Regions from separate parts of the Mus musculus genome. Here regions 2 and 3 are each linked to region 1. A link is a loop called in an ENCODE intact Hi-C map of the cell type or tissue named here. Cell type or tissue: heart. All regions are shown on one strand. Region 1 holds the start of Ppfibp2 (PTPRF interacting protein, binding protein 2 (liprin beta 2)). Region 2 overlaps Ppfibp2 (PTPRF interacting protein, binding protein 2 (liprin beta 2)). Region 3 overlaps Ppfibp2 (PTPRF interacting protein, binding protein 2 (liprin beta 2)).

Evidence for each region. Hi-C counts contacts between places; a loop is a spot of excess contacts. Peaks named below come from ENCODE experiments on the same cell type or tissue, not always from the same donor. Only the 100,000 strongest peaks of a DNase experiment are listed, where the experiment ranks them.
Region 2: it touches region 1 in a loop (2.0-fold over the local background); 4 of 42 quality-filtered maps call a loop at or near these places.
Region 3: it touches region 1 in a loop (2.8-fold over the local background); 3 of 42 quality-filtered maps call a loop at or near these places.

The regions. Positions count from the first base shown.
Region 1 is chr7:107,590,071-107,598,070 of GRCm38, forward strand. Olfml1 (olfactomedin-like 1) reads left to right here. Exons shown (of 3, transcript NM_172907.3): 3 at 78-1,295. The coding sequence ends at 361. Ppfibp2 (PTPRF interacting protein, binding protein 2 (liprin beta 2)) reads left to right here and starts at 4,981. Exons shown (of 25, transcript NM_008905.2): 1 at 4,981-5,309. In heart, a CTCF peak has its summit at 4,528; DNase peaks (open chromatin) are centred at 2,781, 4,001, 4,571, 5,031 and 1 weaker place; H3K4me3 peaks cover 1,707 bases; H3K27ac peaks cover 1,122 bases.
Region 2 is chr7:107,744,857-107,752,856 of GRCm38, forward strand. It overlaps Ppfibp2 (PTPRF interacting protein, binding protein 2 (liprin beta 2)), which reads left to right. Exons shown (of 25, transcript NM_008905.2): 25 at 1-41. It overlaps Cyb5r2 (cytochrome b5 reductase 2), which reads right to left. Exons shown (of 9, transcript NM_177216.4): 7 at 7,475-7,560; 8 at 6,311-6,410; 9 at 3,599-5,540. The coding sequence ends at 5,368. Among named protein-coding and RNA genes, the nearest start is that of Cyb5r2, 9.2 kb to the right of the region's middle. In heart, CTCF peaks have their summits at 3,326 (motif pointing left) and 4,603 (motif pointing right); no DNase peak of the experiment used is centred here; H3K27me3 peaks cover 1,250 bases.
Region 3 is chr7:107,705,610-107,713,609 of GRCm38, forward strand. Ppfibp2 (PTPRF interacting protein, binding protein 2 (liprin beta 2)) reads left to right here. Exons shown (of 25, transcript NM_008905.2): 7 at 3,171-3,263. Among named protein-coding and RNA genes, the nearest start is that of Cyb5r2, 48 kb to the right of the region's middle. In heart, CTCF peaks have their summits at 1,848 (motif pointing left) and 3,379; DNase peaks (open chromatin) are centred at 562, 2,292 and 3,322; H3K4me3 peaks cover 705 bases; H3K27ac peaks cover 1,501 bases.

The DNA of each region.
Region 1 (8,000 bases):
GTGAGTATTCTAGAAAGTAGATACCTCATAAATAACTTGTTGAGAAATAACCTGTTCTTTTTCTCCTGTCTGCTTAGGCTGTGACAACATGCTGATGGCTATAAAGTCTCTGAAAATAGTGAAGAAGACCGTGGACCCAGATGGCTCTTGGATGAAAGATGCTGGCAGTAACTCTGCAAAAGTGTATCTATTAGCTGGATCCAGAAACAACACAGTTTGGGAATTTGCAAACTTGCGGGCATTCATGGAAGATAGCATCAAGCCTGGTCCCCGTAAGTTAATCTTACCACTTTCCTGGCAGGGATCAGGGCAAGTGGTCTACCAAAGCTTTCTATTTTTTTCACAATCAAGGAACTTCTAATGAGATAATTAAATATAATCTGCAGAAGAAGACTGTGGAAGATCGAATGCTTCTCCCAGGAGGGGCAGGCCGAGCACCCATCTATCAACACTCTCTCTCTACGTACATTGACCTTGCTGTGGATGAACACGGACTCTGGGCCATTCACTCAGGACCAGGTATCCAAGGCCATTTGGTTCTCACAAAAATTGAGCCTGACACTTTGGGAGTAGAACATTCATGGGATACACCGTGTAGAAGCCAGGATGCGGAAGCTTCATTCCTACTGTGTGGGGTCCTCTATGTTGTCTACAGTTCCGGTGGCCAGGGCTCTCATCGAATCACCTGTGTCTATGATCCACTGGGCACTGTCAGGGAGGAGCATCTGCCCAATTTGTTCTTCCCTAGGCGGCCAAGAAGTCACTCCATGATCCATTACAACCCCAGAGATAAGCAGCTTTATGCCTGGAATGAAGGCAATCAGATCATTTACAAACTCCAGACAAAGAAAAAGCTGCCTCTGGAGTAATGGCTGGCATTGGAGGGAGAGCAGTGTGACTTGGGCAGTGGTTTTCCGGGACACTGAGGTCACAGCCCCTTTATAGTGGAGTATCTGGCCCTCTCGATGCACATAGGAATAGGTTCTAAAAGTTGAAATACATATTCTTCCTTTCCCAAATGTCACTCACTGCCTTAAGTATCTTTTGAAAGCATGGATGCGGTCACAGTTCAATTGATCAATACCCTACCCTGACCCAAATCTGATGGGGCTTAAGGCCTCTTTTGTCTGGTTTACTTACATCCAATCTTTCCTTTTGCCTTCCAGCATTTCCTCTAATTCTGCTCTATTCCCCATCCAGCAATTAGGATCTTGCCAGTCCTGGTATTGACTTCTCTGGACTTCACTCAGACGCTGTCCTCTTTTTCAAATACTTATAAAGATTTTCCAATGTCCAACTATATTAGTTACATTTCTTATTGCTATGACCAAATAACTGACAAGAAGCAACTTAAGGGAGAAAAGGTTTATGCCAGTTAATTGTTTTAAAAGGGAGCCAGGCCGGGCGTGGTGGCGCACACCTTTAATCCCAGCACTCGGGAGGCAGAGGCAGGTGGATTTCTGAGTTTGAGGCCAGGCTGGTCTACAGAGTGAGTTCCAGGACAGCCAGGGCTATACAGAGAAACCCTGTCTCAAAAAAACAAAACAAAACAAAAAACAAACAAACAAACAAAAAGGGAGCCAGGCACACCTTCAGCCCCAACATTCAGGAAGCAGAAGGAGGTGGATCTCTGTGTGTTTGAGGTCAACCTGGTCTACATGGTAAGTTCTAGGCCAGTCAGGGCAATACAGGAGGTCTTGTCTTAATAAAAATGGATATAGTCCATCATGGTAGTAGTGAAAGTGTGGTAGCAGGAGCATGAGGCAGATGTTTAAATTACATCTGTAATTAGGAAGCAGGGAGCATACAGGAAGAGAGGCTACACTAAGATACTTAAAGGCTTGCCCTCATAGTAACTCATGCCTCATCATAGTAACACAAGGCCTGCACTCAGCTGGGAACCAAGAGTTCACACGAGCCCATAGGGCACATTTCACTCAGAAGACCATAACACTTTTTGTTGATGTCTGATTTTTATTTCCTTTAGCCTCGCCCTTCTGCCAGGCCAAGTGGATACAGTGACAATGTAAAACCATGAATAGTTGGATGTTACTTTCTAGTTACAAAGCTCTTTTTACATTGTTTATTTATTTATTTTTTGGTACGGTATGAACACACCTTCATAGTTGCTAAACTAGAGGTAAGAGTTCCTGTGGGTTATTCAAAGCAGCAAGGACAAAATGAAAGAGCTAGGAAAGGCTGCAAGCCTCCTAGTACTTCCATCACCCAAGGAAGGAAGTTAAGACACTTTGCTCACTTATCCTTAATCAGTGTGTCCATCAATTCAGCCTAAAAATAATACTCTGCCCCTTAGCCTGTTTTCATGTCTGTACAAGGTCTTACAGGTCTTTCAAAGTCTGCTTTCTCTAAAAAACCAGTCCAAGGGTAACGATACAATTCTAGTCCCATTTTGTTTTTCTGTTGCCTGCTTCTTTCTTGTAGCTTTCAGTGTAATAAAAGTGAGATTAAGCAAATAATCTCATCAGGTTCTATTTGCCTACATCCCATCACCACAGAAGTGTTCCAGTATTACTGTGTTGGGATTACTGTGAACAACGGTCCCTAACACACAAAGGCCCTTGGTAAAGATTCTAATTTGGATGGAAGCCAGATAGCAGCTTTGCCACAGCAGACATGCTAGGCGTTACAGAGGGCAGTGTGACTCTTGAGAGGGGGCTCTTTTTCAAAGTGTTTCCCACGTGTGTCCCACTTGGCTGAGTCTAGGTCATAAGTGAGGCTGCAGTGCCAGCCTGTGTCATGTGCTGAGGTCTCTGCCTCTCCAGGTTGGTCATATGAGAAGGCTTGCTTTTGTGTGCTTGCAGCTGTTCTCTGTCTTTGCCAAGTCCAGGCTGGGCCCACAGGCTGTGAAGAGAGATCCACCCCCATGCATCTGAGTAGATCTTTGGCAGAATGGAATGACCCACACAGTTCTGATGGAATGGCCCTGAGAGCCTAAATCTTTTGCAGAATGAGGCTGATATGAATGAATAACTGTGATATACCAGCACCATGAATCCAGGGTCGATATCTGCTCTATGGGCAGAGTCATGTCACCTACCTTACTGACAAAGAACATGACCTACTCACATTGAAGGGTGCAAGGGCATCATCCAAAGGAGTGAGCTCTGTCTATATGGTTCCTCTGAAGTTCAGTGAACAGTTTGTAGCGTGCTGTCTGGCTTCTATCCGGGAAATGTTGGGATTTGATAGTTTTGCAAGATAGATTTGTCTCAAACAGTACACCCTGGTACACAGAATCCCCACAGGCAGGATATCCCTGTTAGGTGAAATTTTCGTTGGAAAGGACCTGTTCATTGCTGCTTTTCCTAACAGCATGAGGGCCCTGGAACACCTGCTTCTGTATCGTTCACGTGTGCTTTTCAGTTCCACTCTGGTTGGATTTAAATGAAGATTGATGGTGTCTCCATGACCCACAGAAATGGTTATTTATTATATTGCTGCACATTGGAATCACCTGGGGAGCTTTTCAAATTCCGAATATGCAGGTTATCCTCTCCAACGCCAAGAGATCAGACCCTCTGGAGATGGGAGGAGAGCGTCTGTACTTTTTTTTTTGTTTTTTGGTTGTTTTTTTTTTTTTTTTTTTTTTTTTTTTTTTCGAGACAGGGTTTTTCTGTGTAGCACTGGCTGTCCTGGAACTCACACTGTAGACCAGGCTGGCCTTGAACTCAAAAATCCACCTGCCTCTGCCTCCCGAGTGCTGGGATCAAAGGCGTGCACCACCACGCCCGGCGTCTGTACTTTTAAAGCTCCTTCCCAAACTGCACAGAAGCTTGAGAAAGCCAAGTTCATAAAACATTTTACAAAATAATTGTATAGTTCTGAGAAAATGCTGCAGTTTCTGGGGGCCTGGGGGAAGAAACTGCCCCCGTGGCCCCAAGCTACCAGTGGGATTTGGAACTGCCCACACTTGAACTTATATGAACTGCGCAGGCTCTGTTTCCAAAAGCCTCTCACCCGCTATTTTAAGGAAGTGAAAGAACCGAAGGGTGTCCTGCTGTGACACAAGTCTGGGGCCCCAATCTTCCTCTACTGGCTTTGCCTTTGCTCTGCTGCTGGCCATGTCCCCGCAGTGCTCACACACCTGTTTGCCACAGTATTTATGATCTTCTGTTCATGTGTGCAAGCCTCTGGTCATACCAGTAATTTTAGACTAATTTTGAAAAAAAAAAAAAAAAAAAAAAGACGAGTCGTGTCTGTCAACACTCCAGGTGTAAGCAACTGGAGTCCAGCTTAGTAGAGACTCCTGCCAGAGTCCCTGTATCCCTGCCATCTGAGGCCCTGGAGATTCTAAGCAGATAAAATGAGCAACCGGCCCTTGGAGGCCCGGGTAGGGCAAGCAGCTGTGGTAAAACCCAGGGCCTTATGCACGCTCGAGGTAGGTGCTGGGATTCGGTCTCCAGGTTTTTTTTGTTTGTTTGTTTTGCATACTTGTACCTGACCTTGCAGGGCACAGGAAGTGTTCTGTCTTCAGCTATTCACAAGACAGAACACCAGAGCTTTAACCACTAGAGGGACCTTCAGGAAAGGCGGGGGGAGCGGCGGCGGAGGTTGAGTTAGACAGATCTAAGAGTGACATGGAACCCAAATTGGGGTTGGTCTGGGCTGATTGGGAATGATACAGGTCTTAGACTACCCTTAATCTCAATGGGGTTACACAAGGCCCGCTGTGTGTGTGTGTGTGTGTGTGTGTGTGTGTGTACGCTTGCGCTTCGGTGCTCCTTTCTGCAATTCTCCGCACGCTTTCCTCGTCCTGCTGACAGATTACAAAAACTCTGGAGACCTGAGCACAGTGGGACACAAGGAAAATGCCTAGGGTCCTTTCTGCGGCCGGAAGAGTGCAAGAGTCCTAGGTGCAAGCAGTGGGCTGGACCCAGAGAGGGGCGTGGTCTCCCGGGAGGGGCGGGGTTTGAGCCAGCACGGGAGCTCTGCCTGGGGGCGGGGCTGACCAGGCAAGTCCCTGTGGAACTGGAACTGTGGCTCTTGGGTCCTCGCGGGCCACTGCGGTGCGGGAGAAGGAGGAGGGGTGGCAGAGGGGCGGTTCCTAGGGGGAAGGTCCCAGCAGCCAGAGAGCCACACTCCGGGACCAGCCTCTCTGGGATCCCCGCCTCCGTCACGTGGGTGCCGAACCGGGTCGGTGCTGGCGGGTCTGCCACTTGGTTGGCAGTTGGTCCTTGGGCCAGTGGCCTGTCACTGGGTTCTCCGCTCTTATGTTGGAAAGTGTGAGGGACACAGGAGCGACCTGCATACCTGAGCCTCCGAGAGAGAAGCTGCACTCTGGCATCCAGGTCAGTGGGTCTCCCTGCCTCGGCTCACCGCTATCCCGGGAACTGAGTACCCCCAGATCCAAGAACTACATGGGTAGTTGGGCGTCTGTGGTCTTTTAGACCTTCGAACGTTTTCAAGACTTGGGGACCCACTTATTTGTCTGGGAGACTGAGAAAAGGGAGCAACTCCCCTGGATTTGCTTGAGTTTTCTACCCGACCTCGCTCTGGATGTGCCACCTGCCCCGCGCTTCTACAGGTGGCAGAGTGGTCCCCAGGATACCGGGGTGTTCCGATATCTCAGAGTTCCGGGCGATTTTGACCCAAGCCTTGAGTCCCGTGAGGGCAGCAGTGGCATCAACTGGAGATACCTAGGTGGGTTTGTTCCATAGACCTTTGGTCCAGAGCGCTTTGGCCAGGAGCAGTTCTGTGCACTAATTGCTAAATGCAACACACTTCCCAAAGGCTCAAGGCAGGATTAGGGTGTGGGGATGCTTCTGTTTTTAAAAGTGGGTCCTCTTCCCTCCTTCCATCCTGACGCCAGACCCATACTTTTCCCTCCGATCAAAATAAGGTTATTATATGTTTAAAAACTAGAACTTCCAAGGTTCCGGTAGGATTCAAATAGGCATTCAGCTCTTTCTTAGAGCACTGAGATATTTGATATAGATCAGTCTTCCTCTTCATATTTTGGTTTTATTTCTGCCTGTGTTCATTTCTCTTGGTCCTTAATTGATTATATTGTAGACTGTAGTGTTTATTAGATTACCGAGTATTTTGTTAAGGTAAATGCTCAACTACAGGAAGGAAGTCAATTACAGACCTAATTAATCTTCAGTCTTAGATTACTATTGGTATACTAAACATGTTATCTGATTAGAAATTATTTCTTTCTTCACCAGCCCGTTTGTATGCATATTTACGTGACTTTGAAGTGGAATATTGTTAAGTCTTTTGTTGTTATTTTCATTTGGGATTTTATTTAAGGCTGATGGTGATGGGAACTGGTGATCTCATTTAGACCCTTGTGAATGCTTAGCTAGGCAAGTGCTCTACCACTGAGCAACAACACTCAGCCCTCACATAATATATTAGTGGTATCACTCTGAGGTTTGATGATGTGCCGATTTTAGTTTATTGCTACTATTGTCTGTGTTTTGGTAACTAAGGCAGATATGCTAAGTGGATGGATAACATAAGAGATACATGTAAGAGATAAAGACAGATGAAGGTTGGAACAAACTTACAGAAATTCTAGGGGTTTGTTTGTTTTTTTTCACCAGAATAAGGAAAATCTGGGTAGGTTTTAAGAAGGATCAATCTATATGAGGGATGTCACAGGAAGATGTTAGCGGTGACCTGGGCCATGGAGAGGTCTATAAGGCAAACTCAGTCTATAAGAAATGGCTACTGGTCCTTCTTGGTTCCTGGCCTGATTGGTAGACAGAACAAAATAACAACAAAACCAATGGTCCCAGCTGGCCCAAGGCCACAGACTTCAATGTATGGGATATTAAGCAGAGACTGACTGTGGTCTGCTGAGCTTATCAAAGTTAGAGTCCTTGAACTTTGACCTGCCCAACCCCCAGCCTGACAGAAATCTAGTAAACATTTGTGGAGAGAAAGGTCAGCTGACATTTTAGAGCCCTGTGCTTCAGACACAAGCTTGAGAATCAAGAGATGATCTTCAAAAGTAGATTTTTGACACTGTGGGTCAGGGGTGAAGTCTGGCATTCTGTATTTCTAACCTATTTCTTTCTTGTTTGTATCAAGTATTAAGAGTGATGTACAAACTCTCCGAAGGCCTCGGAGTTTTGCAAACTCTTCAGGTTAAGTAGGTCCCAGGCATGTTTGGCATTCTCCAGGTGTTTCTAATAACAGCCGGGTGGGATCCACTATTGGACTTGGTAGCGCCTGAAGGACCACAGCTGGAAGGCCAGTTAGGAGACTGGCAGGCCAATTCAGATAATTATGAGGAGAGTGAAGTGTGAGTAGACAAAAGAGACCCTAGAAATACCAGGGCCAGGAAAAGGGAGGTGTCAGCCTTTATACTGGTTAGGCAGAATAAGACTCTAGGAAAAGGAACAGTTCTTGGAGAATTCTAGTTCAATTTTGGATGCACTACTTCGACAATACTGGTCAGCAGCTAATTTGTGTGTGTCCATAAGTTTGTGTGGGGATGGTTTCTCCTGAAATACAGATCTATTTATGATTCATTACTGTTTCAAATCCCCTGGTGAGGGAGAAAGAATGAATATATAGGTGACATGTTTTAAACGTTAAGACCTATAAAGTGTGTGACTCCATATAAGATATGACGGTCACCCCTTTGTGCACAAAAGTAAAGCTAAAACTCTGGGCTTGGATTCTCCTGAGTCACTGGTTTTCTTGCTTCCTCCTTCCTCTTAGGAGTTCCACTTCCTTTACCCTTTGCTACCCTAGAATTTCGTTTTGTTTGTGCTTGAAGGCACCTATGTGTGTTTATTTTTAGAGTCTCGGGAAGGTGAGCTCTGTCTCGTATAAACTCTGAAGCGGCAGTCTGTTGCGTCTAGTGGTTCTCTTCAGGGACTGTTATTATCTCTAATACTTGTGATAAAAAGCCTTGTAGGAGATGGGTACCCTAAATTAAGCTGATGAGCTTTCTGTGGAGACTTCCAGAAGGCCCCAGACTTCTAGAGGCGTTCTGACTCAGCTTTGTCTCCAGCAAGCTGAAA
Region 2 (8,000 bases), 150 kb after region 1:
TTTCTGATAATAAAAACAATATTTATGTAGAAAGTGTGAAACATTTTTAATTTTGTTGGGGACTGGAGGGAGGGTGATATCCACTTGTCTGCTTAAGGGCCTGTAATTTAGGATTCAATCAAGGAGATGGAACATCTGTCAGAGGATGCCGGTGGCCCTATTGCCTTGGGCCTCATATCCCTCTGTGAAGCATAGAAGCAGCCAGGGTGTCACACACACCCTGGCTAGAGGTTACATCTGTCACACAGACCCTATTTAGTTTTCTATTTCAGCAGCATGAGCCTTAGAGTGAAGGGTGGGGTGATGAACAGGCAGCCTTTCTGGCAAGCTCTGCTTTTCACATCTTGCCCACTTCTGTTTCCTGGAAGAGTAGAAACAGAGCTGGTCTCTTGCTTTAGACACAGACTAGCTGGTAATGGTCTCACCAGATGGCCTGTGTCTGGCCAGACAATGACCAGGGAGAGATGTGTACTCTGCCAGTCCGAGCTTCTGCTCAGGAAATTCCAGCTTGGGACTGGCCAACATTTGACTCCTGGGTCCAGTGGGCTTCAATAACAGCAGTGCTTTATCCATCTGGTAGGGCGGGCAGGAGTGATGGCCCCATTATGACATTCTGATTTGACCTCAGATTTAGGTGATGTTTAGCATTTTGGTTCTTAATACATACAGAAGGCTCAGCCATGGTCTGTTACTTAAGACTGCTACCTCCTCTGAAGTCCAGCTAGTAAGAGAAGTGGGCACAAGCTTGCCAGGTTGGGCAACACTAGTGTTTAGTTCTGGTACCCAGTGGCTAACGCTATTGTAGAGTAGGTCAGGCTAGGTTTTGTGTCCTGTTAGCTATGTCCCAGTAAGGGGCCGCATGCACCTGTTTTCAGTCCTTGCATGGGCTTGTATTGCTGCTGAATCTGTGTGGCCTCACGAGACTCTCATTCCCTTAGTGGATCAGTTTTTTCTTCTGCAAGAGGTTGCCCTTGGTACCTCCATGTCTACAGCTTCCAGACAAGGAAGACGGTGTAGGCCAGCAGTACCCGAGGAGGGAGGGAGAAGGAAGGCAGAAGAAGGAGACTCCTGTGTCACGAAGAGACTGCAGCCTCCTGAAGATGCCCTCTTACACCACAGCAATGCTATCTGGGCTCCTGTGCCTGGAAATCACCCTCCTGTCCAGTAACCTGGAGGCTTTCATCTCTGTTGCTCTCTGTTTCTGGAAATAGATGGACCACTGGACACGTGCAAGAGACTGCTGGACAGGCTCTGTCTATGGCCTGCATCTCTACACTGAGTGCTAGTTGCTGAGTGTGGCTTTCGGCAGAGTGGGTGTGCATGCAGTGCAGGAACCGAAACTGCATGGGTCTCACCAGCTGACACTTCTCAGGGCCTAGAACACACCGTGTCCACCCTCCAGGGAAATATGGCCTGGAGGGGATGCACCTGGGCAGAGGGGGCTTTGCATGCCACTGTCTCTGTAAAGCATGGACTTCACCCGTGTGCTGACTAGGCTGCTGCCCGTTTTACAGATGGCACCTTCCGAAGGCACTGTGACACAGATAGGGCTCCTCTCCCAAGACATCCACCGCCTCACGGTAGGATTCCGACTCCCCTCCTGGTGGCATGGTTAGTAAGGCCCCGTGAGCTTGGTGTGGGGTGTTGTGGTGTTCATGGCCACAGGAGAGGAAATGATGCTGCTTGATAGTGGATCATAACCTGAGCCAGCCCTGAGGCACACTGCAGGGCATTGCAGGCTCACAGGCCTTCTGCAGAGTTGGCCTAAACATACTGGATGCTGGAGCCTTTCCCTGGTCTCAGCTGGTAATGATATGATGGTACCCAAGTAGTTCTGGGTCACCCATGCAGCCAGACCAAGCTCAGATTCACTTCTGACCAGTGAATCCTGTGCTGCCTTCTTGGCACAGAAGAACATGCATTCCTATGGCTCCTCTGATATCATAGATATACCCTGCAAGTTAGGGGAGCCTGCCATGCCCAAGAATACAAATCATGCTCTTTCCCTGGGGTGGCAGCTTGGTCCCAAGTGAAGACGTTTTGGGGAAGGTAGGAGTGACTCAGGTCCTTATTTGCCTTTTAGTAGCTCTAGGAGCTCAGGTGTGTTGTTGTCCCTCTGAGACTGGCGTTCGTTACTTTCAGATATCCAATACTATTTAGCCCTAATAAAGCAGGGCCAATGATAGCCCTCTTATAAATCACATGGGAAAACCAGCGGTAGCAAGAAATGGCTACCCACAGTTAGAAAACCGTCTAAAGGCAAAGTAGAAGAGTTCCTTATGTCAGTGCCACACAGACTTTGTCTTTTGGCTCACACAGGGAAATATCTCTGTACAATCTTGGCCCGTGATCTCTAACAAATGTTTGGTGGTCTTGAAATAGTAAGTCTACCTCTAAGGTGAAAGGCTTAGTTTTATGTGTACCTATGTATGGGTGGTGGTGGTAGGGACTGAACCTAAGAAACTGTGCAAGAAAGACAAGCACTTGTGTATACCAGGCTTTGACCTCAGCCCATTTTTATCTTAACATTACTGTCTGTCCAACACTTAGTGCACAGGCTCCTTGGGATACCATAGCTTTGTAGGTCAGTGATGCTGGATATGGGCCACTCCTGGGCTCTGTTTCTTGTGAAGATGCCGTAGCCTTGGCCTATGGATTGTTAAACTGCCCCTTTGGCTGTGTTCTTACAGACTCTACTGAGCCAGGACCAACTCCTGAATGACCCGCCTGGCTGTCCCTGATGCTGGTGACTACAGATGACATTCTTCATGGCTGAGAGCCTAGAGAGGCACACGTGGAGCCCCAATGTTCACCTCAATGGGGAGTTGGCACAGAGCCACCAAGAGATGGAGCTTATGGGCCTCTTTGGATGTAGGCGTTGACCGGAGCAAAAGCAGAGGGGTGGGACAGGTGTCCAGTCGTGTCCCCGCGTTTCCCTGTGTTGTCAGCGCTTGCTTTCCACTGCAACTTTTCTACCTTTTGTACTTTTATATGCCAACTGCAGCTGATCCTGCAGAGGTGAAGGTGAGGTGGTAAATGCAGAACAAAGACAATGAGCTGTTAGTTCATGAAAGCCTGTGATTGGAGGTGGGGAAAGGTTGTATAAGCTGTTCTGTGTGTCCTGCAGTGGCTGAGTGAAATGATTTGGGGGAGGGGTAGTGGACCCTCTGGGGCAGCTTCATAGAAGTATGCATGTCCACTTCCAGAAGCCTGGGCCTGTGAATCAGGACTCTCCTCTTGATCCCCCAACAGCTTTCATCTACCCTCATTCCAAGACACACATTTCCCCCTCACCTGCCTCAAGTACAGTGTCTGGTCAAACACCGCCCCCTAGTGGACTGTCTCTAAACTCAAACTTCATTGTTTTTTCCTGTTGTGTCTCATACAAGCCAGTTCCCTCCCAGGCCATGACTGTTCTAGTTCCAGCCTTGCTGTCTGATCGCTGCTCCTGGTTTTCTACTTGGTCCCTCACTTTCCTAGATGATCCCTGCCAACCATTCTCCACTTCTGTCACCTAGTCACATTTCTGCTTTGAATTCCTTTGAATGCCACCTTTCCACCATCATGCCAACCTTTGTGAGTCCACCGATTTGTGTTTGCTTCACTTCCTTTATTCTTTCTTTTGGTTCCAAATCCACTTTGCCCTTCAGCATTGTATGCCTCTGAGATGTTCACAGTTCACTTTAAGGTTATATGCACATGTGTACCCGATACACAAACCAGCTGAGCTGCTGTAGTCTGTGTGGCCTAAGTGAGTTCCAAGTGTACTGCTTTTAATCAAGTTGCCAGTCACCACTATCCTTGGTCTTCCGTGCAGATGTCATTGGCACCTCCTCTAGCTAGGAAAGCCAAAAGCATCTCCAGGCTTTGTCCAGTGACGAGTGAAATCACCAGAAGGTCTACGGAATGAAAGATCCAATGATGTGGAATGAGTCCAGTGGTGAAAGGCTTTGCAGCTGACCCTGGTGGCACATGCTTGTAATCCTAGTTATTATTAGTTGGAAAGCTGAGATAGAAGGGTTGTGGGGTTCACAGATGACTTGAGCTACAGAGTGAGTTCAAGGCTAAGCGGGGCAATGTAGCAGAGAGTGAGCCGTTGTGTCTTTCCCCGAGGAGGTCATTATGAAAGAATACACTGAGTACAATTGGGTGAATGAACGTGGGAGTGTCCCTCCCTGGCCTGTTTGAGACGGAGTTTGGTCCCCTGTGGGTGAGATTCAAGGATATAGCAGAGCTCCAGGGAACCCCATTCCTCTCTTTTTTTTTTTCTTGTACCCCCCACCCTCCCGTATGCACACACACACACACACACACGCACATTGAGTAGCAAATCCTGCAGCAAGTGCTAACACTGCAGCTACTTTGCCAGTTCTTCCGAAAGGACATAAAATTAAACAGATCCAGGTTTAAAGACAACTCTGCCACCCACTGTCTGAATGGCTGGGGAAATGCATGACTAACGCTGTCTGTTTCCTCCTGTGTGACTTAGAGAACAAAAGCTCCGCAGAACCTCTGGCCCATTAGGAAGATTATAAGGAATGGAGTTGGGGTGAGCTTTAACCCCTGCAGTAGCAGAGCACCAGTATGTTATTCTTACTTTGACCTGCAGGTGGCAATAGTGGTCCCTGTATCGTCTGGTTTGAATGATGGGATTTGAAGCACAGCTTCTGGGAAATGGGAAATGAAGAAACTTAACCATGCCAACTTTGACACAGTGCCAAGGTGGAGGATACTAAAATATAAATATCCCCAATGTTGCCATCTGCTGTACAAAATGCAGGGAGTCAGAAAGGGATTCCTGGAGCCCACCTACTGTGGATTTACTGCCCTGACATACAGCTTTTTAAAAAAAGTGTCTTACAAGGCAAGGAAGACCACACAAGGCCTTTGCCCTCTTGTGAGTTTGTCCTTCAAAGCAGAGAAATGTAAAGAAGGTTCATAGGTGGTTAGGTTGATAGAGACCTGTTCGGATCCTGCTGGAATGCTATCCGTAAACATTGCTATATTGCCGGTTCTGGTCACACCCCTACTCTTTTTTCACCCTCACCTCACATCAGCAAGTCCTGGACTGCCCAGTGTATTTTCTACATATCCACACATTGTGAGCTAAATGCAAAGCAGTCCAGTTTATTCCGCTAAGCCATGGAGAAAGTCATGGAGAAAGTGGCTTCCTTCCCAGCCTCCAAACCTGGAAGCTCAAAAATCACTTTTGTCTTCAGCCTGTGAAGACTTCTTAGGCCCACAACCAAAAGAACATCATGCCCAAGGGTGCGTGGAGAGACACCTTGCAAATACCTGACTTGAACAGGGTGAAGCCAAACTCACTCTAAAGCAGAGAGAGGGACCCGCTAAGTAGTGTGGGAGGTGTTAGTAGATAAAAATCATGTCCTTGGTATAGCTGAGCTGCTCCAGGCTGGGGTGAGCTGCCGCCTGGATCAGAGGTGGTGGGCCACACACCAGGATGAGCGTGTCCTCCCCAGGAGGAGGGAGGTGCTCCTTGATCATGTCAGCGCTAACAAAGCCTGAGCTGTACTTCCAGTCTGAAATGAAGCAGAAAGGGGAAGAAGCATGGTTCTGCATTTGCCCCTGATGCTGGAGACCAGGCTACCCTATAAACGCTTGGAAGTCTGCACTGCTGATTGTCATAGTTGACTCAAGAAGCAGACATGTGGCTTCCCTGCCGTCCATAGCATTTTTGCCAAATTCTAGGCTCTCGGAGACTCGGGATGCTGTCTCTCTGCTCTAAGCATTGAGTAGAAAGTGGGGCTGTTAGGGGGAGGTGAGGAGGTCACACTGGTGGACAGCTTATAGGTATAGGCAGTATAGATCAGGGAAGCAGGAGATGTGTAATGCATGATGCAAGGTGCACGGAAGTTCCTGGGATGCTAGGTGAGGCTGCAGGAGCTGACTGAAGCTCAGCATTTGAAGTCTGCTGTCCAGAAGAGGTTGGAGGTAAGAAGTAGCCATGAGCAGGTACACGAGGTTAAGGGGCCAGGGGTCATATTAGGTGCAATGTGCTGACTGCAGAGTACGTGCTCAATTAGCCTGGTGGCTCAGAGTCTATACTCAGTGCAGTGTGTGGCGTGTGGAAGAGGTATTTAACACCTGCCCTTGACTCCCATTAAAAACTGCTGCTCCCAATATCCTCCCACTCAGATTCTTGTACGCCCTATATAGACCAAGAGCCCCCAGGCATAATCTCCTATGGAGTAAACCTTAAAGACAAAACAGACAAAAGCTAGAGACTAGTCTATAGGTGTGTCCAAGGGTGGAGCTGGCCCAGAATAAAGGAGAGTAACATGGGTCATACCACTGGGAGGCCTGTCCAGGGTATACCACAGGTTGAACTGTTTGTGATGAGTCGTGGCGACTTCTTCTAGCTCCTTTCTCAGCAAGATATCCTCTTCTGTCTAGAAAAGAAGGAACATTATAAAGGGCCCTCTAGAAACAGCCAATATGCCTCCCTAGATTGAACCCATGGGTCTGCACATTCATAACTGAACTGCCGTTGTCCAAGATCAAGACCTTGCCAGACTCCAGGGGCAGACAAGCTCCTGCTACTCCCTGTCTGAGTGACTAAAGAGCTGGAGGGGCTGAGGGGTGGGGTGGGGGTACCAACAGCAAGGCTGCCCTCTGGCTGAAGGACTGGCTGCGCAGACCACCGACTGCATGCAAAAGTCCCCACTCAATTCCCTGCATCTAGGGTCAGGCCTAGCAGGCCAAAGGACACAAGCTTAGTGCAGGTTGGCCTTCTCTTGAGGAGCCAGGGGAAGGTGGTCTACATTTGCTTCTGGGAAAAGTGGACCAAGGCTCCAAGAGAGTGCCCAGGCTTGGGTCATCAAACCCTCCATGGCTCTTGTCCAGTAATTCTACTTCTGGCTTTGTTTCAGAAAATAAAAGTTAACAATTACTCATAATTACTTGTTGTTTATGACCAAAATCTGGAGAGAACCTGAATGAATATTTAGTAAAACATTACTTTGGTGTGAATATTTAAACTTAGCAAGAGGAAAATGCCTGTGTTGATACTACTAAGTGAAAAAAAACTGTGCGTGTATGAGGATGTATCATGTATAGATACATAGTACATATAGGGAAAAAGACAAATGAAAGCATGTATATTCTTCTGAACTTAGAATGTCCAGCAGGAACACCCATTATTTAATACTTATTTATATTAAGTAATACATATACATACATATTTAACACAGACTGGGAATTGAGGAGAAAGTTCAGTGTATGGAGTAGGACTGTAGGGAAGAAAGGAGTTAAGCAGAAACAAACAGGTTAGGCCTGGCCTTAGCGTCTTCAGCTGCCAGCAGCAGGCTTGCTGAGCCCACTAAGCCTCCCACAGCCGCAGGCAGCCAAGCAGCATGCCCTCAGGCAATGGGGGAGGAATGAATTCATACAGAGGCCGGACTCGGAACATTCCATGCTACTGCAGCAAACTCTGCGCTGACTCTGCAGAACTGACCTGGTTAGCAAAGAGGAGGGACATCCTGGTCTCATCGCTGGTGTCCTTGGTGATGTGGCGAATCAGCTGTAGCATGGGCGTAATGCCTGCAAAACAGCGGGCAGGCCAGTTTGCTCCCATTTCCAGTGCCCCAGTTTCTGGCCTTTAGTGGATTAACATGTTCACCGGTTCTCTTTCTACCATTTCCCCTTCTGTCCCCCAAACCCAAAGTGGGGAAGAATACCCTAGATTTTGGTGTTCCTTTCTAACGCAACAGAAGGTCAAAGGCCCCTTTTCCTTCTTGAGACAGGGTTTCAAGTATCCCAGGGTGGCCTTGACTCATTATGTAGCCAAGGAATGCCCTTTAACTTTTGATCATGTCAAGTACTGGAGTTACAATGTGTCACCATGCCTGGTTTTATATGATACTGTGGATTGAACCCAGGGCCTCCTGTGCTAGGCAAACACTCTACCAACTGAGCCACATGCTCAGCCCTCCTTTTAAATGTTCCTGTGACCAGAGGAAAAGAACATTCTGTGAGCTAGT
Region 3 (8,000 bases), 120 kb after region 1:
ACAGACCTCTCTTGATGTGAGGTGGGCTCTGGGACCATCATCAGTCAGGGTTTGAGCAGGTGAAACTAGTCCTCAGAAGGCCACATTCCCCATCTTTAGGAATAGGATCAAGATGTATCGCAGGCTCTGAGTGGTGGGGGATTTGGGCCAAAGCAAGATTCAGGATTCTTTTTCCCAGTCTATGATCCAGACACTTATCCCTCCCCCTGGACTGGATGTTTAAATGAAGTCCCATTGTATGATTCTCTTTAAGGGAAAAAAACCCAACAGCATCATGGGAAAAAATCCTTTCAAATCAATTTTTAGAGAAGCTTAGCCACATCCCTCACCCCAGGGAGTAAACACATCAGGGTTTTCGTTTGTTATGAATAATTAAGTCATCACCTGAACTTCCAGGAAAACAATATCCACATAATAATCACAATAGAGTGAGTTCATGACCTTTTGGGCCATATGCCAAAGAAGTCACAAGAACCCAGACAGCAGTAGCCTGTACTTTCTTAATTCTGTCCCCAGCTGGCATGGTGCCCTCTCTGAGCAAACTGAGCAGCACCCCGCCCCCCAAGATAGGAACAAAACAGACAGACTCTTCCTGCCTGCTGGGCATTGGAACGGCTCAGGCAGGGCCAACAATATTACTAGGAAAGGATTCCGAATCTCTGGTAAATCTAAATAGGCAACCAAAAGTCTCGGAGCCCAGTGATGAAGATCAAGGGCACAGTCACCTTAGCTTAGAGGACCCTTTTTAAATAAGTATCAAGAAATACTTACCTCAGCTGTAAGTCATTTTTAATAAATTATCTTATAAGATTCATGTGGAAGGAGTGTCACTTCATGGTAGATTATCTCAGAATGCAAAGACATCTAAGCCAGTTAAATGATGACTTGAGTATCAGGTGTTTGTTCATCAACAGCTATGTGCCAGGATCTGCTGGGTAAGAGGTTCAGAAAGGCTCCCCAGACCTCACAGAAGGGAACAGAACTATCCATTAGGTAAACCTTACAGGAGATCTGTAGGAAACACCTGAAGAGTCCCAGAGAGCGTTTTAATGTGATGGGGAGGTCTTTGCTTGGGTAGGCTGAAGGGTAGGCAGGAGTTAACATGGTGGGCAGGTAGAAAGAGAATGGGGTAATTATAAGCTGGGAAGCAGTTGAAAATTCTCCAGTGGACATATTAGAGTTTATCCGGGGCAGGCCAGGCCAGGCCAGGCTGGTCATGAGTTAGCTCCGAGAAGCAAGGGAGTGCCATGATCAGATGGGTGTGCTAATGCCATTGGTCCTCTGGGAGTTTAGCACTGAGGTTTTCCATAGGGCCTAGGGCACAAAGGATCAACTATTTGAAGCTACTCAGGTTACCAACACTCACTGCATTCTGGGTGGTACTTTTGGAGGGAAATGAGACATAACAACATTCGTGGATGTGACATGGGTAAAGCTTGGACCCAAATAGAATTAACGACCTTTATGGCAGTTCTTCGGATAGGAAGCAGTTGTTATCTGAACCGAAGTAAAGTTTGGTTCAAGACAACAGTGTTGGCAGGTCACATTGGCAGTGCATGTTGTAATCCCCAGGGTCTGGAAGGTAGAAGCAGGTTTGAAAGCTTGAGGCCGATTTGTACTGTGTAGTGAGTTTACAGGTCAGCCTAGTCTTTGAGATTCTGCCTCAGGGAAAAAAACCAAAAAACAAACAAACAAAACAAACAAACAAACAAACAACAGGGCTGGAGAGATGGCTCAGTGGTTAAGAGCACTGACTGTTCTTATGAAGGTTCTGAGTTCAAATCCCAACAACCACATGGTGGCTCACAACCATCTGTAATGACATCTGACGCCCTCTACTGGTGTGTCTGAAGACAGATATAGTGTACTTACATATAAATAATAAATAAATCTTAAAAAAAAAAAGAAGAAGAACAAACCAACAAAGATAACATTGCTGAGTGTTGCCCCTTTCTTGAGGGAGTTTTCAACCAGAGATCCCAGAGTTAGAGGATGCGAGCTTAAATTCCTGCCCTGCTTACCACCTGTACAAATGTGTATGCAGAAGTGATTTACACATCCCTTCCTCAGTCAGGCAGCGTCACTGACTTCCCATCCACAATGCCATAGTGAACACTCATCTGTAGATCTTCCCACCCCGGAGCTCCCCAGTCTCATCTCCAGTGCATGTGACAGCTAATCTCTGTTCCACCTCAGTGGGCAGTCTCACTTTCTGCCTCTACTGGATTCCTCTCTGCATGCCTTCCTGTTTCTCTAGTTTAACCTCCTCGTCAGAACAGGACGCTCATGCTGGCATCTGCGGTTGGCACTCAGCGTTTGTTCTCTGATTCTTACGGCCTGTGAAGCCTCGGAGGCTTGCCACTTCCTCCTCTGGCTCCCCACCTTCCTCACAGAGAAATAGATGCTTCTCTCGCTTCCTGCTCCTCTCTCCACTACCAGGGAAGCTGCCTCCACGTCAGCATCTCTGCACCTTCCACTCCCAAGCTTGACCTGTCTACTTGTGACACCTGTATATGAGCTGGGCACATCTCATGGAGGTTCAGATGTCAGAGGAAGGGGATGCCAGGATATACGAATAAGAGGATAATATTGAGTTTTAGCCTGGGAGGTAGCTTGCTTGGTAAAGTGATGAGCATGAGGACCTGAGTTCTATCTCCATAACAAATGTTTAAAACAAACAAACAAACAAAACTACCACCATCACTACCATCAACAATAAAATAACTCCCCTCGCCCCCTAACCCCACAGTCCCACATGTAGTCCTAGCAGTGTGGGGTGGAGGCACGCAGATGCCTGGGGCTTGCTGGCCAACCAGCAAGAGACCTACCTGTTCTAGAGGAAAAAACAAATTAAAAAACTAAATAATATACCTAAGGTTGTCCTCTGGCCTACATGTGCACATGCAAATGCACACATATGTACATTGCAGTTTCTTCTCTCTCATGTCTGAAACTCCCTGGCCTTCATTTTTAAACGGGCACAACACAGCCTTTCCTGGATCCCAGACCAGTTTAAAGCACAAAGCTGCAGACACGGAGCCTGCTGGCTCCAGACAGCTGTCGACAGTTGCTGCTGGCCCAGCCCCCTCTGCATGAGCCTTATCCAGTTTGGAGCCTTCTTGCTTGCTCCTTATCTGTCACAGCTCTGACATTCTCTCTCTTCTCTTCAGGAGTTACTGCAAGAGCTTAAGCACCTCAAAATCAAGGTGGAGGAGCTGGAGAACGAGCGGAACCAGTATGAGTGGGAGCTGAAGGCCACCAAGGTAACCGGCAGTAGGAGGCACCCGAGGAGGGTGAGGGGTGGGGCCCCTGCTGGGAGGGGCTTCGCTCTCAGGCTTCCCTACAACAGAAGTGTGGAAGTGCAAACCAGCCCCACACAGTGGCACCTAGGCTGTAGTGCAGTTCTGCTGTAAAAAGGTTCCTCATGAGGAGCCTGGGAAACTGAAGTGAGAGCCGCTGAGGTTCCCCGGCCCTACCTCCTTCCCCAGCAGCATCCTTCTGTCCCTGACTTAGCCAAGGAGGTTCTTGGGAGAGTGGGCGAGTGGGCTGGCAGGTGAGTGACAGCAGAACTCGGGAGTGTGACTGTTGGGATTGCTGGAGACACCTGTGTAAACTCAGCAGTTCCTGTCATTATTGGTTTTCTAGAAATAATAATAATCATGCATTTCTCAAACGATAAAGCTTGCTTTATTTATTCAACCAAATCATTTTTACTGTATTGGGGAGCTTGTTGTATAAAGGACACCGAAAAGAAATTCTTTAGTGGGATATTGTTTTCTTCTTTCTTGTAAGTTTCTCCTCATTGAACTGCAGGGGTTAAAAGTAGTGTTAAGTTGGGTAGGTATCTTGGGGCACTTGTCATCCCAACATACCCACAGCATATTGAATCAGGAGGGTCACTTGCAGTTGGAGGCTATCTTAGACTACATAGTGGGTTCCAGGCCAGCCTGAGCTAAATAGCATGCTTCTGTCCCAGAAAACAACAGTACACCAAAACAAACAAACAAAAATAGAAAAAAAAAGATTTAAATATTTTTGTCTGTGTGTTATGTCTTAAAAATGTTAAATTAGTTGTCAGGTGAACAATAGGAAACATAGCACTAAAACTAGTTAAGCTATTTTTAGAGTGTGTGAGGGTGGGATGGATGGAGCACCGATGTTTGGGTAGCATGTGCTCTGGCTACCTGTGGAGGTCAGGGACTTAGGAAGTGGGTCCCCTTGAGTTGTCAAGTTGGGGAGGCAGGAGCTTTTGTCTGTTGAGCCATCTTGTCAGCTCAGGAGTCTGTTGTTTGAAAAATATATAATAAATTCCAAAATGAATAAAAGATCACTGAATCTCCCAATACAGAGAAGAGACTGTTGGAGCAGAAGCAAAGTTCTGGTCACTCTGATCTGCTCACTAGCATTGTGTGGCTGTCACATTACCGGACTGTGCCTTCTGGGGAGTGACAGATAGTAGGATTCAATAACAAAGGGCTTCACTTGGGCATTAGGAGGAAGAAGGAAACTCTAGGTCCAGTTTCTCCTGGAGGAAGCCTGGGACACTGCCACTTAAGAGAAAACACTTCTGCTTTTCCCTTAGGTCCTGTAGAGCCATTCACAGGTGACACCTGGTGACGCTTTGCAGGCATTTCAGTGTTCAGTGTGTGTTCACATTTTTGTTGTTGTTGTTTGCTTGTTTGTTTTTACTTTATTTTTCACTTACTCACTTTATATCCTGCTCACTGCCCCCTTCCTGGTCGGTCACTCCCGCCCCCAATCCTTTCCCCTTCCCTCGGTTCTTCCCCCAATCATTCCCCCATTCCCCTTTTGTAACTCTAATTCTAGGGGCCTGACAAGCCTTACTGGCTTCTGCCATCACTGCCGGCCTGTGGTGCATAATTACACATGTGGGCACATCATGTATGTTTATGTATGAACTCATAAAATAATTAAAATTTTTTTTAAACAGAAAGGAATAAAGATCACTCAGATCACCCAGCTGCTGCCACTGTTACTGGTTCCTCCCTACCAGGTGTTTTTGTTTATGAGCCCCACCCCCACCCTTCTCCCTCCCTTTCTCTTCTCTTTCTTGCCCCCTCTACATTTCTTCCCCAGTTTCTGGTGATGATTTATACAAAAGTATATATTGTGCTTTTTTCCCCATTTGAAAATTGATGATTTAAGTTACTAAAAGAGAAGTGCTGCACATGATGTTAGTATTTATATAGTCATATTTCCATGTATAAACATAACATGCTTAACCATTTTTCAGATGACAAAATGGAGGCCTAGAGAGAGCAAGTAACTCTCCCACACTCTCACCACCAGGCAGGCCTGGCCTGACATGGACTTTTGTTGTCTGAGCACAGAGCCTTGTGTGTGCTTGGCTGTGTTTTCACCAATTTAAGAGCCTTGTTTTTTCCAGTAGCTCAAAACTTTCCACTACGGCACTCATTCCTGCCAGTCCAGCCCCGGTGAGACCTTTGAAGTTGCACACATCACCCTTTGTTATAAAACCAAGAAACTCTTTTTAATCCACCCAAGCTCTCTGCCTTGGCATGTGGATCCGTGAGATGCTAAGGCGTCTTTAATAATTACCAGGTGTGAAACACCTCCCACCAGAACCCACCCAGCCCTTTGCACACTTTTCTTTTTTAAGTCAGAGAGTAGTGCTATGGTTGTGTTTGACACTGATTTTGCTGTTAAAGAACACAAGACTTCAGTGGCCAAGGCGAGGTGTGGACCTGGGTCTCCCCTTTCTGTGCTGTCCTGTTTTTTCCTGAAGTGGCAGCTTCCCAAACTGAAATCCTCTCTGTATTTGTAAGCTGTTCAGTTTTCAGTGTCAGCCTCCTCAGTCCCTCAAGGTGGCTCATCCTAATAAACAACAGTAGGGTTTGTGCCCTGAGCTTAGTAAGACACAGTCCTGTAGGGGTGCAGATGTTTTCCTGCCCTGCAGGGACCCAGAGCACTTCTCTCTGCCACACTGCCAGCTTCTGATTGTCAAGGATCTCAAGCAGCAGGGTTTTTTTTTTTTTTTTTTTTATGGTTGAGAGAGCCATTGTTTTCATGGTTCTGGATGGGGCTATCCATCCATCCATCTAGCTGTGGGACAGGTAGCTTTCTACAGATAGCAGAGAGCCTGTAGTTTTTCCTGGTTCTATGGCTGTTTCAGAGTGAAGGTTGAGTCAAATCACTTGGACTTTGGGATCTGTGGCAAAGGCTCATACTTTGGATACTTGGTCCCCAGTTGTTGAAACTGTTTGGAAGGAATTAGATGTTGCCTTTTTAGAAGATATGTGTCATCGGGTAGTGGGCGGTATTCCTAGCTAGTGGTCTATGCCTCATTCTTACTATATAAGCTCTCAGCTACCGCTTCAGTGCCATACCTGCCCACCCGTCTGCTATAATGTTCTCTGCCATCATGGTCATGGACTAGACTTTGAAACTACACCCCCCCCTCCCAATAAACTATAAGTTGCCTTGGTCATGGTGTCTTATCACAGCAATAGAAAAGTAATTAAGACAGGATCGATAGTACATCAGTGACCTCATATAGAGGCCAGCCTCAAGGAGAAGAGACCCCTGAGAGCCAGATGCTATACTCTGATTCAGTAGGCCCACTTCACTGAAGTCTACTTGTGAGGCTAGCAGACAAGAGTAACATTGAAAGCAGAGACCACACTAAAGAACCACAGGCGAGGAGCCATGCAAGAAAAGTTGAGAGATTTAGTTCTAAAGAATATCCTGACCCTGGTGGAAATGAGATGCATTTGGGTTGAGAATCCTAAGGCTAGAGTTGTTAGGAGCCATTGGCACCATTATCCATAAGCCAGTGGACACACAGGCCCCAAATGATGTGTGGTCCATAATGGGTGTCCATCTCAGTAAGCTGGATGGAGTAGCCAGACTTTGCTCTCTTGATTCTGGGTACAGCCCAGAGCAGAAGAATGTGCTTCATAGTGAGCTTTGCAGAGCTTTGAAGCCTGACCTTGCATCTCCTGTTTTCCTTTATATCTCTGTCCCATTTGGAGGATGTGAGGGGAGGCTTATTCAGAACCATCGAGAAGGCTGAGAAATACCAAGTCTCTTAAGAGTGGCCTTCATTCCTCCTATTAACCTGGTAGCATGCGACCTGGGAAGCCTGGAGCTCTCCACTGGAGGAGCAGGCTGGGAGCGGGGATGGAATTCTGCACGAGAGCAGACTAGGTGAGCGGGTAAAGCTCTGTATTGGAGCAGCAGGCTGGCTGATGAAGTCCTGTGATGAAGCAGAGAGACTGAGGTATGTGACGCCCTACATTGGAGCAGGCAGGCTGGGTGGGTGGCATTCTGCATCAGAGCACATGTCAGAAGTTGGCATCTGTTATGTTTTTAATGAACATCCCCCCTCCCCTTCCCATAGGCTCATAAATTTGAATGTCTGGCTCCTAGTTGTCAGGCAGACTATCTAGATTAGGGATTAGGGGGTGTGGTCTTGTTGGAGGAGGTGTGTCACCCAGGATGAGCTTTACATTTTCAAAAGCCCACGCCAGGCCCGGTTTCTCTCTTGCTCTGCCTGCTGCCTGTGGATCAGGAGGTAAAGCTCTCAGTGACTGCTCCAGCTCCATGCCTGTCTGCTTCCTGCCATGATGACAATGGACAACTTCTTCCTTCTGGAACTATAAGCAAGCCCCCAGTTAAATGCTTTCTTTTATAAAGTTGCCTTGGTCACTATGTCTCTTTCTTGTAATAAATAGAACAGTAACTAAGACAGTAGTTTTTGAAAATAGTGAGAATACTGGCTGCAGGGTGTGATAACACTGAGCAAAACCTGGCAGGCAGAAGAGTCACCAATAGGACTGGTACTCACTTGATTCCTTGCTGCAGTTCAACGATTGACTTGGGCCCCACATTATACTCTGACAGCCAGAGTTAGACTATGACTAGGTTCCTACATGGCGAGCAGTAGGCAGGGTTGATGCCTTTGCTGTGAGTTTCACTGCTCAGAGCGTAGTTCTAAATCTTTTCTTGGTTTGACGTTC